2 separate regions of the Homo sapiens genome follow, and region 1 is linked to region 2. The links are chromatin contacts, found by Hi-C or POLR2A ChIA-PET in ENCODE. All regions are on one chromosome and are shown on one strand. Each heading gives the region's core, a stretch centred on a gene start or an enhancer-like site at or near the end of the contact. The rest is flanking DNA. Distances are from core to core; before and after follow the strand shown.

The links. Hi-C counts contacts between places; a loop is a spot of excess contacts on that map. ChIA-PET counts read pairs that join two places held with the same protein, here RNA polymerase II (POLR2A). Pooled maps may share reads with other maps.
Region 1: a map of Panc1 shows a loop between it and region 2 (7-fold over the local background). The contact joins the enhancer-like site here to the promoter of CACNG7 in region 2. A Hi-C loop is called at or near these places in 19 of 168 maps with a recorded cell type or tissue (K562, MCF 10A, PC-3 and 15 more), 11 of 37 single-sample maps with no recorded cell type and 25 of 50 pooled maps. POLR2A ChIA-PET finds 5 or more read pairs at or near these places in 7 of 52 experiments (BJ, H1, HEK293 and 4 more).

What each region holds. Positions count from the first base shown.
Region 1 is chr19:53,840,897-53,848,047 of GRCh38, forward strand. No RefSeq gene overlaps it. Among named protein-coding and RNA genes, the nearest start is that of NLRP12, 20 kb to the left of the region's middle. RefSeq lists an enhancer at 1-198. Within about 2 kb of position 1,420, at least 8 of the 41 ENCODE cell types and tissues checked have a DNase peak (open chromatin) inside an H3K27ac peak, as active enhancers do; they include PC-3, Panc1, dorsolateral prefrontal cortex and 1 more, where a contact is called at or near this core.
Region 2 is chr19:53,904,236-53,910,946 of GRCh38, forward strand. CACNG7 (calcium voltage-gated channel auxiliary subunit gamma 7) reads left to right here and starts at 5,043. Exons shown (of 6, transcript NM_031896.5): 1 at 5,043-5,282. PRKCG (protein kinase C gamma) reads left to right here. Exons shown (of 18, transcript NM_002739.5): 16 at 400-507; 17 at 2,082-2,222; 18 at 2,472-3,417. The coding sequence ends at 2,660. RefSeq lists an enhancer at 3,128-3,669.

The DNA.
Region 1 (7,151 bases), core at 170-2,669, 67 kb before region 2:
GCAGGGAGCCGAGATTGTGCCATTGCACTCCAGCCTGGACGACAGAGCAAGACAACATCTCAAAAAAAAAAAAAAAAAAAACAAGAAAGAAAAACTAAAATGGTACCATGTTTTGCGTTTTTATTTTTTTTATTCTTAGTTGTTTTTTTTTTTTTTTTTGAGACATGATCTCACTCTGTCACCCAGGCTGGAGTACAGTGGTGCAATCATGACTCACTGAAACCTCAAAACTCCTGGGCTCCAGCCATCCTCCTGCCTCAGTCTCCTGAGTAGCTGGGGTTTCAGGCACGTACCAGCACATCTGGCTAATTTCTTTTTTTAATTTTTAGTAGAGATGAGGTTTCACTATGTTGCCCAGGCTGGTCTCAAACTCCCGGGCTCAAGCAATCCTCCCTCCTTGGCCTCCCAAAGTGCTGAGATTACAGGCGTGAGCAACTGTGCTTGGTCCAAATTGGTATTACGTTTTCAATTCAGGCTTCAGATAGAAGGTACCCTAGTTTTATTGCCAAGAAGAGATATAATTTCTATAAAACAACTCTCCTATCTAGCTAGTTTTAGGAACACTCCTACTGGTCAAAGTATATAAAACTAAGGGGACCAGAGTTAGCTGTAACGACCTTGGGCTCCACATATGCCTGTACTTAAGAAAATTAATGAACATTCTTGGAAGGTGGAATGCATCTTTTACACCTGAGCAAATTGAGGCTTGGGTTACACAGCTCTGCCTGGCGCATGTGATTTATTTTCTCTCTCTTTTTGTTTTTAAGACCTAGTCTTGCTCTGTTGCCCAGACTGGAGTGCAGTGGCATGATCTCAGCTCACTGCAACCTCTGCCTCCCGGGTTCAAGCAATTCTCCTGCTTCAGCCTCCCGAGTAGCTGGGATTACAGGCGCCCGCCACCATGCCTGGCTAATTTTTTTGTATTTTTAGTAGAGACGGGGTTTCACCATGTTGGCCAGGTTGGTCTTGAACTCCCAACCTCAGCTGATCCGCCCTCCTCGGCCTCCCAAAGTGCTGGGATTACAGGCGTGAGCCACCGCACCCGGCCTGGGCAAGTGATTTCTTTCTGCCTAATTGTCTAGTCATTAACCGGTAACTGAAAATCACAAACAATTTCAATCTTAGGACTGATTGCCCAGCAGTCAATTCATGCAAGATACTTTTTTTTTTAAATTGAGGCTTCCGTGGATGGTGAAAATCAAAATTGGAATGATTTTCATATGGAACAATGAAAAGCGCCCCTTTCTGAGTTTTCTAGACTGACCTCTGACCTCTGTTTCGGAGGGCCCGGCTAGGGCTGGCCTGGGACTGCAGAGGATTTTGTTTTATTTCCTGTGGACTAAATTATGATAGGATTTTAGGCACCAGTAGAGGGCGCTGAGACACAGGTGGGCGAGCAGAAGACAGGCTGTTCGAGGGGAAGTAAACCTAATCGCGTTCCCTTTAAACTTTGTAATGACTCACCACGGAGTCAACTGAGGAAGTAAAACTTAATAGGAATAGTCTCAGTGAACAATGCCATAAATTGACACGCAGCCAAGTGCCAAGTTCTGATAACAAATCAGTAAGAAATGCAAGTTAAAGGAATGCCATTGTTCCCTTAGGGGGAAAAAAACCTCTTCTTTGTTAAAGCCAGTGATGACCAGCAGAGGGTAAAGCCAGTTCAGAAGGTCAACCGGCAGTTTTAGAAATTAATATGGTCTCACGCATGAATATTCTTACAGTAATTCTACTTGGGTGATTCAACTCTGACAAAAATAGCAGAGATGTTTTCTATTATTTATTTAATTTACTTACCTTTTTGAGACAAAGTCTCGCTCTGTCGCCCAGGCTGGAGTGTAGTGGCGAAATCTGGGCTCACCGCAACGTCTGCCTCCCGGGTTCCAGCGATTCTCCTGCCTCAGCCTCCCGAGTAGCTGGGATTATAGGCACCTGCCACCGCGCCCAGCTGATTTTTGTATTTTTAGTAGAGACGCGGTTTCACCATGTTGGCCAGGCTGGTCTCGAACCGCTGACCTCAGGTGATCCACCTGCCTCTGCCTCCTAAAGTGCTGGGATTACAGGCAAAAGCCACCGTGTCCAGCCACAAACTGTCTTATCAATGGCAACTGTCTCCTGATCTGTTGGCCTCACAATAACTGAATAATAAAGCTTACGTTTTGCCAGGCGCAGTGGCTCACGCCTGTAATCCCAGCACTCTGGGAGGCCGAGGCAGGAGTATCACCTGACGTCAGGAGTTCGAGACCAGTCTGGCCAACATAGTGAAACCCCGGCTCTACTAAAAATACAAAAATTCGCCGGGTGTGGTGGCAGGCGCCTGTAATCCCAGCTATACAGGAGGCCAAGGCAGGAGAATCGCTTGAACCCGGGAGGTAGAGGTTGCAGTGAGCAAAGATTGCGCCACTGTACTCCAGCCTGGGTGACAGAGCTAGACCCTGTCTCAAAAAACAAACAAACATACAACCCCACCCCCCAAAAGACCCTACATCTTAAAACAAGAGGCAAAATTGCCCTCCGTTGAGAACCACTGTTCTAGACTTAATCTGTTAGAGTCATTTATTTATTTTATGCACAGAATAACTTTGCAAAGAGGAATGACTTTTTATTTGTTCCAGATTCTAAAATAATCTATGCAGTCTTCCGTGCAGGTTGAGATACTTAAAACTCTATCGGCAAAGGCCGGGTGTGGTGGCTCATACCTGTAATCCCAGCACTTTGGGAGGCTGAGATGGGCGGATCACGAGGTCAGGAGATCGAGACCATCCTGGCTAACACAGTGAAACCCGGTCTCCACTAAAAATACAAAAAATTAGCCTAGGAGGCAGAGCTTGCAGTGAGCTTGCAGATCATGCCACTGCACTCCAGCCTGGGTGACAGAGTGAGATTCCATCTCAAAACAAAACAAAACAAAACAAAAACTATCGGCAAAGTCACAGCCATGGCTAATTATCATACGTTTGTTCAGCAAATTCACCTTCTTTTTGCAAACATAATTTACACCGTTTAATCGGGAATTTTACACAAAAAAAAAGATTCTAGAAAACATAGCTGTCCATAACTGTCATGGTTTCCAGGTTGCAAGTTCATAATCATTTGAATTATTCAAATGAGTCTCTAAATGCTACAAAAATAATGTCTTCTACAATGACAAGTTATGGAATAAATATATAGTTGATCCTAATTTCAGGACACTTGGTATGTAAATATTTGCTCACGTTTTTCTTTGATACGTACACAAAGACTAATGAGTAAACCTGTGCTCACTTATGTCATAGCTGCTTGAAGGTTTTTGTTTTGTTTTGTTTTGTTTTTTTTGAGACCGAGTCTTGCTGTGTCACCCAGGCTGGAGTGCAGTGGCATGATCTCGGGTCACTGCAAGCTCCGCCTCCTGGGTTCACACCATTCTCTTGCCTCAGCCTCCCGAGTAGCTGGGACTACAGGTGCCCGCCACCACGCCTGGCTTTTGTGTGTGTGTGTGTGTGTGTGTGTGTGTGTGTGTGTGTGTGTGTGTTAAAAGAGACGGGGTTTCACCATGTTACTCAGGATGGTCTCGATCTCCTGACCTCGTGATCTGCCCACCTTGGCCTCCCAAAGTGCTGGGATTACAGGTGTGAGCCACCGTGCCCAGCCGAAGTTTTGTTTTTTGTGTTTTTTTTTAATTTAAGCAAACATATGGTTTTTGTTTTTTATTTATTTGTTTTTGAGACAGGGTCTTGCTCTGTTGTCCAGGCTGGAGGGCAGTGGCAAGATCACAGTTCACTGCAGCCTCAACCTTCCAGGTTCAAGCAATCCTCCCACTTCAACCCCCCAGCTGGCTGGAATTACAGGTGCACACCACTATGCCCAACTAATCTTTGTATCTTTTTGTAGAGACGGGGTCTTACTATGTTGCCCAGGCTGAAATATATGTATTTTAAGGAAAGGATGAAGTAAATAGTATTTTAGTATATAAATAAGAGTTGAGTATCCTTTATCCAAAATGCTTGGGGCCAGAAGCGTTTCGGATTTCTGATTTTTCAGATTTTGGAATAATTGCATATAACCACAACAACCAACATTTACTGAGCACCACGTACTGTGTGTCAGGCAATGATCTGAGCCCTTTACATGCATTAAGTTACGTAATCACTCAACAACCCACGAGGTGTGTATTGTCATCAGTTTCGGTCCACAAAGGGGAAGCAGAGCGGAGAGGAAACCTGCGCAGGAGTGCGCCCAATACCTTTTGCTGTGTAACAAGCCTTCCCCTCCTGTGAAAGGGCCCTATGTGCAAAGCAGCCCCCAAATACACATGGAGTTAAGAAACTGAAGAATGAGGCAAATCCAGGTTATCAATATAAAGTTTCATTTTCTTCTTCTTTATTTGAGATGGAGTCTTGCCCTGACGCCTGGGCTGGAGTGCAATGGTGCGATCTCGGCTCACTGCAACCTCCACCTCCCGGGTTCAAGAGATTCTTCTGCCTCAGACTCCTGAGTAGCTGGGATTACAGGCGCCCACCACCACGCCCAGCTAATTTTTGTATTTTTAGTAGAGATGGGGTTTCGCCATGTTGGCCAGGCTGGTCTCGAACTCCTGACCTCAGGTGATCCGCCCCGCCTCGGCCTCCCAAAGTGCTGGGATTATAGGCATGAGCCACGGTGCCCAGCCCCTCCCTCCTTTCCTTCCTTCCTTCCTTCCTACCTTCCTTCCCTCCCTCCCTCCCTTCTTTCTCTCTTTCTTCTTTTTGTGGAGAAGGAGTCCTGCTCTTTTGCCCAGGCTGGAGTGCAATGGCGCGATCTTGGCTCACTGCAACCTCCACCTGCCAGGTTTGGCGATTCTCCTGCCTCAGCCTCCCGAGTAGCTGGGACCACAGGCACCCACCATCACGGCACGGCCAACTAATTTTTGTATTTTTAGTAGAGATGGGGTTTCACCATATCGGTCAGGCTGGGTCTGGAAATCCTGACCTTGTGATCCGCCCGCCTCGGCCTCCCAAAGTGCTGGGATTGCAGGCGTGAGCCACTGCGCCCGCCTAGTTCCTGTTCTGAAGTTTTTAATAAACTTTCACTAATGCTCTAAAGCTTGCCTTGGTCTCTCCTGCCTTATTCCCCCAGTGGAATTCTTTCTTCTGAAGAGGCAAAAATGGAAGTTGCTGCAGACTCATACGCATTCTCCGCTGCTAACATACTTTGGTGCTCTGTGACTCAGATACTTTCCCTACTGACATTCAAGTACAATAAATAAAATAAAATAAAATAAAAGAATGGTAGGTCTCATCCGAAGGCTCTAGGAGAAAATCAGATTAAAAAAAGAAAGAGGCCGGGCGCGGTGGCTCACGCCTGTAATCCTGTAATCACTTTGGGAGGCCGAGGCGGGCAGATCACGAGGTCAGGAGATCGAGACCATCCTGGCTAACACAGTGAAACCCCGTCTCTACTAAAAATACAAAAAAATTAGCCGGGCGCGGTGGCGGGCACGTGTAGTCCCAGCTACCGGGAGGCTGAGGCAGGAGAATGGCGTGAACCCGGGAGGCGGAGCTTGCAGTGAACCGAGATTGCACCACTGCACTCCAGCCTGGGTGACAGAGCGAGACTCCGTCTCAAAAAATAATAATAATAAATAAATAAATAGAAAAAAGAAAAAATAGGCCGGGTGTGGTGGCTCACACCTATAACCCCAGCACTTTGGGAGGCCAAGGCAGTCAGATCACTTGAGGCCAGGCGTTCAAGACCAGCCTGGCAAACATGGTAAGACCCTCTGCTAAAAATTTAGCCAGACATGGTGGCATTCACCTGTAATCCCAGCTACTTGGGAGGCTGAGGCCCCAAATCGCAGGAGGTGGAGGTTGCAGTGAGCCGAGATCGTGCCACTGCACTTCAGCTTGGGCAACAGAGCCAGACCCTACCTAAAAAAAAAAAAAAGTTGATATTCTATGTATAATATACTATATTCTTACAATAAAGGAAGCTAGAGAAAAGAAAATGTTATCAAGAAAATCAGTGTGCGGCCGGGCACAGTGGCTCACGCCTGTAATCTCAGAACTTTGGGAGGCCGAGGTGGGTGGATCACGAGGTCAGGAGTTCGAGACCAGCCCTTATCAACATGGTAAAACCCCATTTCTAATAAAAATACAAAAATTAGCTGGGCCTGGTGGCACGCGCCTGTAATCCCAGCTACTCAGGAGGCTGAGGCAGGAGAATCGCTTGAACCTGGGAGGTGGAGTTTGCAGTGAGCTGAGATTGCGCCACTGCACTCCAGCCTGGGCCACAGAGTGACACTCCATCTCAAAAAAAAAAAAAAAAAAAAGAAAGAAAATCATAAGAAGGAGAAAGTAGTATATTCACTGTTCATTAAGTATAAGTGGATCATCATAAAGGTGTTCATCTTCATCATCTTCAGGTTGAGTAGGCTGAGGAGGAAGAGGAAGAGGAAGGCTGTCTCCGGGTGGCAGAGGAGGAAGAAAATCCCTGGATAAGTGGACCCACGCAGTTCGGACCCGTGTTGTTCAAGGATCAACTGTATACACGCTTATATTTCTCAAAAACACCCTATGAGTTCAGAGCTTGCCAGATGTAGAGGACCTCACAGTTGACAACCTGAGTGACAGCTGTCAACTCATGTGTCCTATGTCTCCCCGGTATTTATGGAGAGCCCAGCTGGGCTCCATAACCCAGTCCTTGGGGATCTGTTTCCCAAATGCCTCTCTCCAAACGTTGCCGGCTGCCAGATCTCATGTTTTACTCCTCTTCCCCTCGTTCACTCTCCTCCAGCACAGCGTTCATTTTACTCTTTTTAGAACAGGCAAAACACACTCCCACCTCCAGGCATCCGGATCTGCTATTCCCTCCACCAGAGATGCTCTCCTTGGAGGCATGCGGGCCCCACATCAAGCACTGTCTCTGGAGAGGCTTTCTCTCGTCACCTCTCCTAGAATTGCATTGGTTACTCCTGCTCTCATGCCCAGCTTTTTTTCTTTATCACACACGTCACTGTCTGACATAGTGTGACATGTCTGTGTGTTCCTGTGGGTAATTATTGGTCTTCCCTTAAAGTGCAGGAATGCCATGAGGACAGGGACTTTTTTTGTTTTTGTTTTAAGACAGGGTCTGTCTCTATCACCCAGGCTGGAGGGCAGTGATGTGATCACTGCTCACTGCAGCCTTAACTTCCC
Region 2 (6,711 bases), core at 3,793-6,292:
TTTGCCTTGGTATCATTTTTTGTAACCTCAGAAGACTGTGAACTACTCATCCAACCAGGAGAATGCTTTTAGGGTGTTTCCTGCAGTTTTTCCTCTCTTCTATTTAACTGACATGTTGCATAATTAACAGCCTGCTGATTTACATAGCAGATAAAGAGAGGCAGAATAGTACAGAGATGCACAGATCTGAGGCATCCGAGATAGGAAATGAGAGAACCTGAGAAGGAGAGAGATCAAGCTTTGGTGGTTTGGTCTGATCTCTCCTGAGGGTGTGGTCAGGTGTGCATGTGGGGCGTGTGATGGGTCAGGCATGTTCCCGGTGGGGTGAGGAGGGTGTGGAAGGTTTGGGGAAAGGCAGTTGGGCATGTCCCTGACTCTCTATCCCCTCCACTTTGATAGCCTCCCTTCGATGGGGAGGACGAGGAGGAGCTGTTTCAGGCCATCATGGAACAAACTGTCACCTACCCCAAGTCGCTTTCCCGGGAAGCCGTGGCCATCTGCAAGGGGGTGAGAGCCCCCTGACTCCCAGCTTCTCCAGGCTCACAACCACACACCCCATTGCTGTCTCTGTGCCTATTAGAAAAATGCTCCCATTCCTGAAGTCACTTTACTTCCATCTGTTGGAAAAGTTGATATGATGCATAGGTTTTGTTAGAACAATGATTTCCAGCCCTGTTGCCACGAGGCCTGGAGATGGCCTCTGTCTCATCCTTCTCTGTGACTCCCACTCCCCAGCTCCCTGCTTGCAGGAAGTGCTGAAAGTCCAGGGTGTCTGTCTGTCTAGAACTGGGTGGGTCAGGTAAACCCAACTTCTGCAGCTTTTCTTCCTGTGTGAACTTGGGTGAGTCACCAAAACTTTGTGAGCTTAACTCTCTTCAGGGGTTATGGAGTTGACACAGAAGAAAGCACCTGGCCCATAGCAGATTTTCAGCCCATGTCAGCACCTTCTGCGTCTAGCTGCTCTCTCTGCATCTCCCTGACAGTCTCTCTGGTTTCTGTCTCATGCCTCCCCTCCATCTGCATACGATGGGGCTCTCTGTGTTTCTTCCTTTTCTCTGTGTCTCCTTCTGCATCTCTGTCTACACTTTTGGGCCTTTGTCCAACCCCCCTACCCCCCATCTCTGTCCCCTCCTGTGTCCACTCTCATACACACACGCTACATCTCACCCTCCTCTCCTGCTGGCTTTCTGTCCTCCCTTTTCTCTGGGTCTCTGTCCCCATATTTGGTCTTTATTCCTCCCTCTGGGTGTGTGTTTCCTGGGTCTCTATCCTTCTCTCTTTCTGAATCTCTGTCCCCCTGGGTCTCCTCTGTCTCCTCCCTTCTCTGAGTTTCTGCCTTCTTACCTGGGGTCTCTGTACCACCCTCTGAATTTCTATTTCCCCTTTTCTCTGGGTCTGCAACCTCTCTTCCCCCATTCCCTCCCTCTTCCCCTTCATCTCCTCTACCCTTCCCTCCCTCCCCCTACCGACCTCCCTCTGTCCTTCACTCTCCCCTTCCCTCCCTCCCCCTACCCTTCCCTCTCCCCGTCCCTCTCTCCCCTTCCCTCTCTCCCCCTACCCCTTTTCCCTCTCCTCTTCTCCATCTCCCTCATGATTTGTTCTGTTTCTCTGTGTGTCCCTGGGTCTCTGGGTATGAATTTCATCTGCTATCATTTTCATGTATCCTCTCCTTCTTCCTGTCTCTCTCTCTCTCTCTCTCACTCACTCTCACCCTCTGTCTCTCTCTCTCTCTGTCCCTCTTCCTCTCTCTCTCCTCTCTGTCTCTCTCTGTCTCGCTCTCTGTCTGTCTCCCTCCTCCTCCTCCTCCCTCCTCCTCCTCCTCCTCCTCCTCCTCCTCCTCCTCCTCCTCCTTCTTCTTCTTCTTCTTCTTCTTCTTCTTCTTCTTTTCTTCTCTCTCTCTCTCCTTTCTTTTCCCTTCCTCCCTCCATTTGCCTGTTTCCCCTGGCTGTTCTTATCTCTCCGGATCTCATGCCTGTGTCTCTTGGTTCCTCCATCTGCCTGTCTCTGTCCCTCTTTCTCTGGGTCTACCTGTCCGGCACTCTGTCTGTTTGTCTGTCTGTCTCTCTCTGTGTTTCCCACAGTTCCTGACCAAGCACCCAGGGAAGCGCCTGGGCTCAGGGCCTGATGGGGAACCTACCATCCGTGCACATGGCTTTTTCCGCTGGATTGACTGGGAGCGGCTGGAACGATTGGAGATCCCGCCTCCTTTCAGACCCCGCCCGGTCAGTCACCCTCCAGGCAACAAAAACCTGGTCCCTGAAGGGGTGGGGTTCCCCTGGGCCTCAATATACCTGTATGTGGGGGTGGGGTTCCCTCTGCAGAGCCCCCCGCCCCCAACAAAAGGAGGTGCAGACACCATGAAGCATGAATAGAGATTCTGCAGGAGACAGGAGATGAGACTGGGGTACACAGAGGGACACCCGAGGAGCCCTCGGAGCTGCTTAACTTTCCCTCCCCCACGTCTCCCACAGTGTGGCCGCAGCGGCGAGAACTTTGACAAGTTCTTCACGCGGGCGGCGCCAGCGCTGACCCCTCCAGACCGCCTAGTCCTGGCCAGCATCGACCAGGCCGATTTCCAGGGCTTCACCTACGTGAACCCCGACTTCGTGCACCCGGATGCCCGCAGCCCCACCAGCCCAGTGCCTGTGCCCGTCATGTAATCTCACCCGCCGCCACTAGGTGTCCCCAACGTCCCCTCCGCCGTGCCGGCGGCAGCCCCACTTCACCCCCAACTTCACCACCCCCTGTCCCATTCTAGATCCTGCACCCCAGCATTCCAGCTCTGCCCCCGCGGGTTCTAGACGCCCCTCCCAAGCGTTCCTGGCCTTCTGAACTCCATACAGCCTCTACAGCCGTCCCGCGTTCAAGACTTGAGCGGAGCCCGATATTCTCCCTGACCTTAGCGTTCTGGACTCTGCCCCAATCGGGTCCAGAGACCACACCACTAACCATCCCCAACTCCATGGGGTTCGAGACTCCATCTTGGTAGTTCTGTGCCTCCCCCCAGACCCCGCCCCTGGGGAAATAGCCTCACGGGGTTGGCTGTTCCAGACTCAGGTTCCAGAACAGCCCTCGGCCTCCGAGGCTCCCCGCCTCCACTCTAGTTCTAGATGAGTGGGAGGCGTGCCCCCCTCCTCCAGTACGTCCCGCTGCTGTGCTCTGGGGATTTCTGGGATATATGGAGGATTCTTTCCCCAGAGGCTCCCAATCAGCTTTTGTTCTAGACTTCCCCATCCCGAAGCCATCACTTCTCCCCGCAGCCCGCCTGCCGTGCATGGCTCCTGTCTGGCTCGGACCCACCCCAACTCTCCCCAGTGCCTGCCACTCTCTGGGACTCTCCTCCTCCCCTCCTCTTCCCTTAGCCTCTCCCACCCGGCCACAGCTGCTGGAGAATAAATTTGGGATGCTGATGCTGAAGTGTTTGGATATTTTCTTGTAAGCTTGGAGAATGAACGGGGTGTGGAGGCGGGACAGTGACTGTACATAGACACAAACAGAGAAGGAAAGCACGGAGACCCACAAAGTGAGAGGGGAGACACCCACTGCAGGGGAGCAAGCAGAGAAGCGCGCGCAGACAGAGGCAGGAGACCCAGACAGACAGAGACAGGGAGAGAAAATATCACAGAGGGCACCAACGTGGACAGTGCACAGCGAGAGAGGGGCACGGAGATCACTGAGAGTGCCAGGTGGCGACCCCCGCGCAGAGACCCAGCGCGTCCGTGTTCACCAGAGCAGCCACGCAAGCTCACATGCACCCCCAGGCTCAGACACCGGGGAGAAGTCCTTCCCAAGCGGGGAGATCACAGTCTGGCCTCTTCTTGAGAGACCTAGAGACCTGATCAGAGGAAGAGACCCCCACGCCAGAGCAACCAAAAACAGCCAGAACCCGAGAGCCTAGGAATCGGCGACGGAGGCACACGGCAGGCAGACGCGCCTTCTGGGCCTCTTTCCCTTGACCCACTTGAGAGTCTGGGGAGTGCCGGGGACCGTGCAGATGGACTACATTTCCCCGCAGGCCTCGCGGCAGACCCTTCCCCCAAGTGCGGCTCCTTGCCGCCAGGGCTGATGGGAAATGTAGTCTCCGGTCAGGGCCAGACCAGTGGAGCGGTGTGCCTTGTCTGTGTGTTTGGAGGGGACTGAGCCCCAAAGCTTCGCAGTCTTCCTTGCGGACCCGGGCACGTCTTCTTCCCTGCAGTCTCCTGGGTTTCCATGACCCGGTCCGGGTGGATGCTGGGGCTGCCCCTCTCTCCCTCATCACCGCCGCGACACCCCCATCCAGTGCCCGCAGGCCCCAGCCCCCGCTCCGACCCTCGGCGGGCGGCCTGCCCCTTTAAGAGTGGCCCCGCTGACATCACGGCGGGGGGGGGGGGTGGCCCGGCTCCTGGCTCCGCGGCGGCTGCAGGACCCGACTCCGCTCTGCGCCCGCCCGCTGCTGTAGGGACCCCGGCCCGGGACGCCCCCTCCCGCTTCCTGCAGCCGTCCAGACCCCAGGCTCCGCCCCAGGCCTGGCTAGAGCCCCAGTCCTCGTCAGGGGACCCCCAGGATTGTCCCTGCTGTCTCTCCTTCTCAGAGTCTCTCTCTGTCTCTCTCTGTCTCTCTGTCTCTCTCTCTCTGCCTCTGTCTCTGTCTCTTCTCCAAGCTCAAGGTCTCTGGGTCTCAGCATCTCTCAGCCCCAGGCCTCTGGGCGTCCCCCTGTCTCTTTCTGTCTCTTCCTGGTCTCTGACCTCTCCACTTCCCAGGCCTCAGAATCTCTGCGCCTAGGTGGTGAGGGGTGGTCTTAAACTCTGTCTCTCTCCCTCTTTGTCTCTCTCTGTCTCTGTGTCTCCTTCAGTCTCCAGACCTGAGTCCCTGGATTTCTCGGCCTCAAGGTCTCGGCGTGACTTTCTCTCTCTGCCCTGTCTCTCTTTGTGCCTCTGCCCCTCTCGGGCTCTCTGCCTCTGTTTCTATTCTCTCTCCCTCTCTGCCTCCCCCATCCTCAAGGCCCATCTCCCTCCCTCGCTGCATCCTTCCCCCCTTCCCTCCCCGCCCCTCCCCTCCTCCGCAGTAGCCAATGAGCGGCCGCCGGTTCCTGCTCCCGGCTCCGTCCGCCGAGTGAGGCCGCGGCCGCGGGGGGTGGGGGGTGGGAGGCCGGGAGGGGGCCGGGACGCCGGGCTCCGGGGCGGGGGCGGGGGGCGCGGGCACCGGCGACCCCGGTGGCGGCGGCGGCGGCCGGGGGAAGCCTCGGGGCCGGTCATGCGGCTGCGGGGCCCGCGGCCCGGAGCGTCCGCCCAGCCCTGAGCGAGGTGAGCGCTAGCGGAGGGTCCTGGGAGGAAGAAGGGGCGCCCCTCGAGGTGGCTGCGAGCCGGGTTTGGGGCAACAAGGGACCCGAGTGGCTCCAGGGGTGGTGAGATCCTGGCGGTCGGGACGCCCGAATTCGAGCGGCTATGGGGGATGCAGGGACACCTGGGCCTGGCGATCCCGGAGGACGGGGTCCGAGGGTCCCGGAGTGGGAAACTGCACTCCTCGCGTCCGAGTCGCAGCGAGCGTGGGCTGGGGAGGGCAGAGGCCGGGTCCCTGAGGAAGGCGAGGTACGGGGCGAGGGCGGAGGACCCAGGCCCGGCCAGAGCAGGATGTGGGTCTGGAAAGGGGTCCCAGAAAGGGGGAGTTACGGTCTCCCGAGAGATGGAGGAGAGATGGAGTTTGGGCTTAAGACTTGCAGAAGGGGACCCCGGAGATTCAAATGCCTGAATCCGGGAAAGGGTGGGAGAAAGAGGGAGAAGAGGAGGCTTCAGGCCTGGGGGGAGGGTCCCAAAGGAGGAAAGGCTGGAGGAATAAGGAGATCTGGGCGGGCCAGTGAGAGGGAGGAGGAATTGGAGCAAGGTTGGGTTTTAAAACGGGGTGCGAGAATGTGGAGAAGGGACGAGGTCCCAGCTGAGAGTCAGAGGGGCGAAAGGGGGAAGCTGAGATCGGCTACCTGGGATGGAGGCAGCCAGGGTGGCCAGGGTGATGGTGCCCGTTTCCGAGCCCACAGGGCTGCGAGGGGACCAGGCAGCTCGCGGTCAAACCCCTGAGCCGCCAGGCGGGGGATGGGAGGAAAAGCTGGCCAGAGCGTTCCCTGACTCCGGATCTCGGAGGCCTCCAAGAGGTTGGGGGGGAAGGAGGGGGGATCTGGAGGCTGGGAGTGCGGGGTGGAGCGGGGAGGAGTGAGGGTTGTCTCAGACTCCAGAGTCTTTATTCAGGTGGAGCAGAGTTGCAAGGTTAGAAGAATTCTGGTGAAGGAAAGTGGAGTTTTATGTCTTGATTAGTTTGTAGGGGAGAATGTTGAGGGGTCTCAACCTTCATAGTTAAAAAGATCCCGGGTATTCAGGGATGTAGAGGTCTCTGGTTGATAAAGGCTAAGGGTCCCAAGTTGAGACCCCCAAATCACGGGATTGCGTGGCTTGGGGAAAAATCTTGCAGGGGTCGGGGGAGAATCGTGGGTAAGGAATTTCAAGTCCTTGAGATCTGGGTTGAGGAGCTCCCTCGCTGGAATTTCTAGGTTCCTAAGTGGAATTGGGGAGGCCACAGAGATGAACTGGGATCTCCTGTTTGGAGTCTAATGTTATGAAATCGGGACTCCATGCTGGATGTTGAAGAAGATCTGTGATTGGAAGTCCCAGCATGGGAAACCGGGGTCCAGAACCTCTGGTAGGAAGTTTCAGATCGTGTGTTAGGGGAGGGGGTTTTGGGACT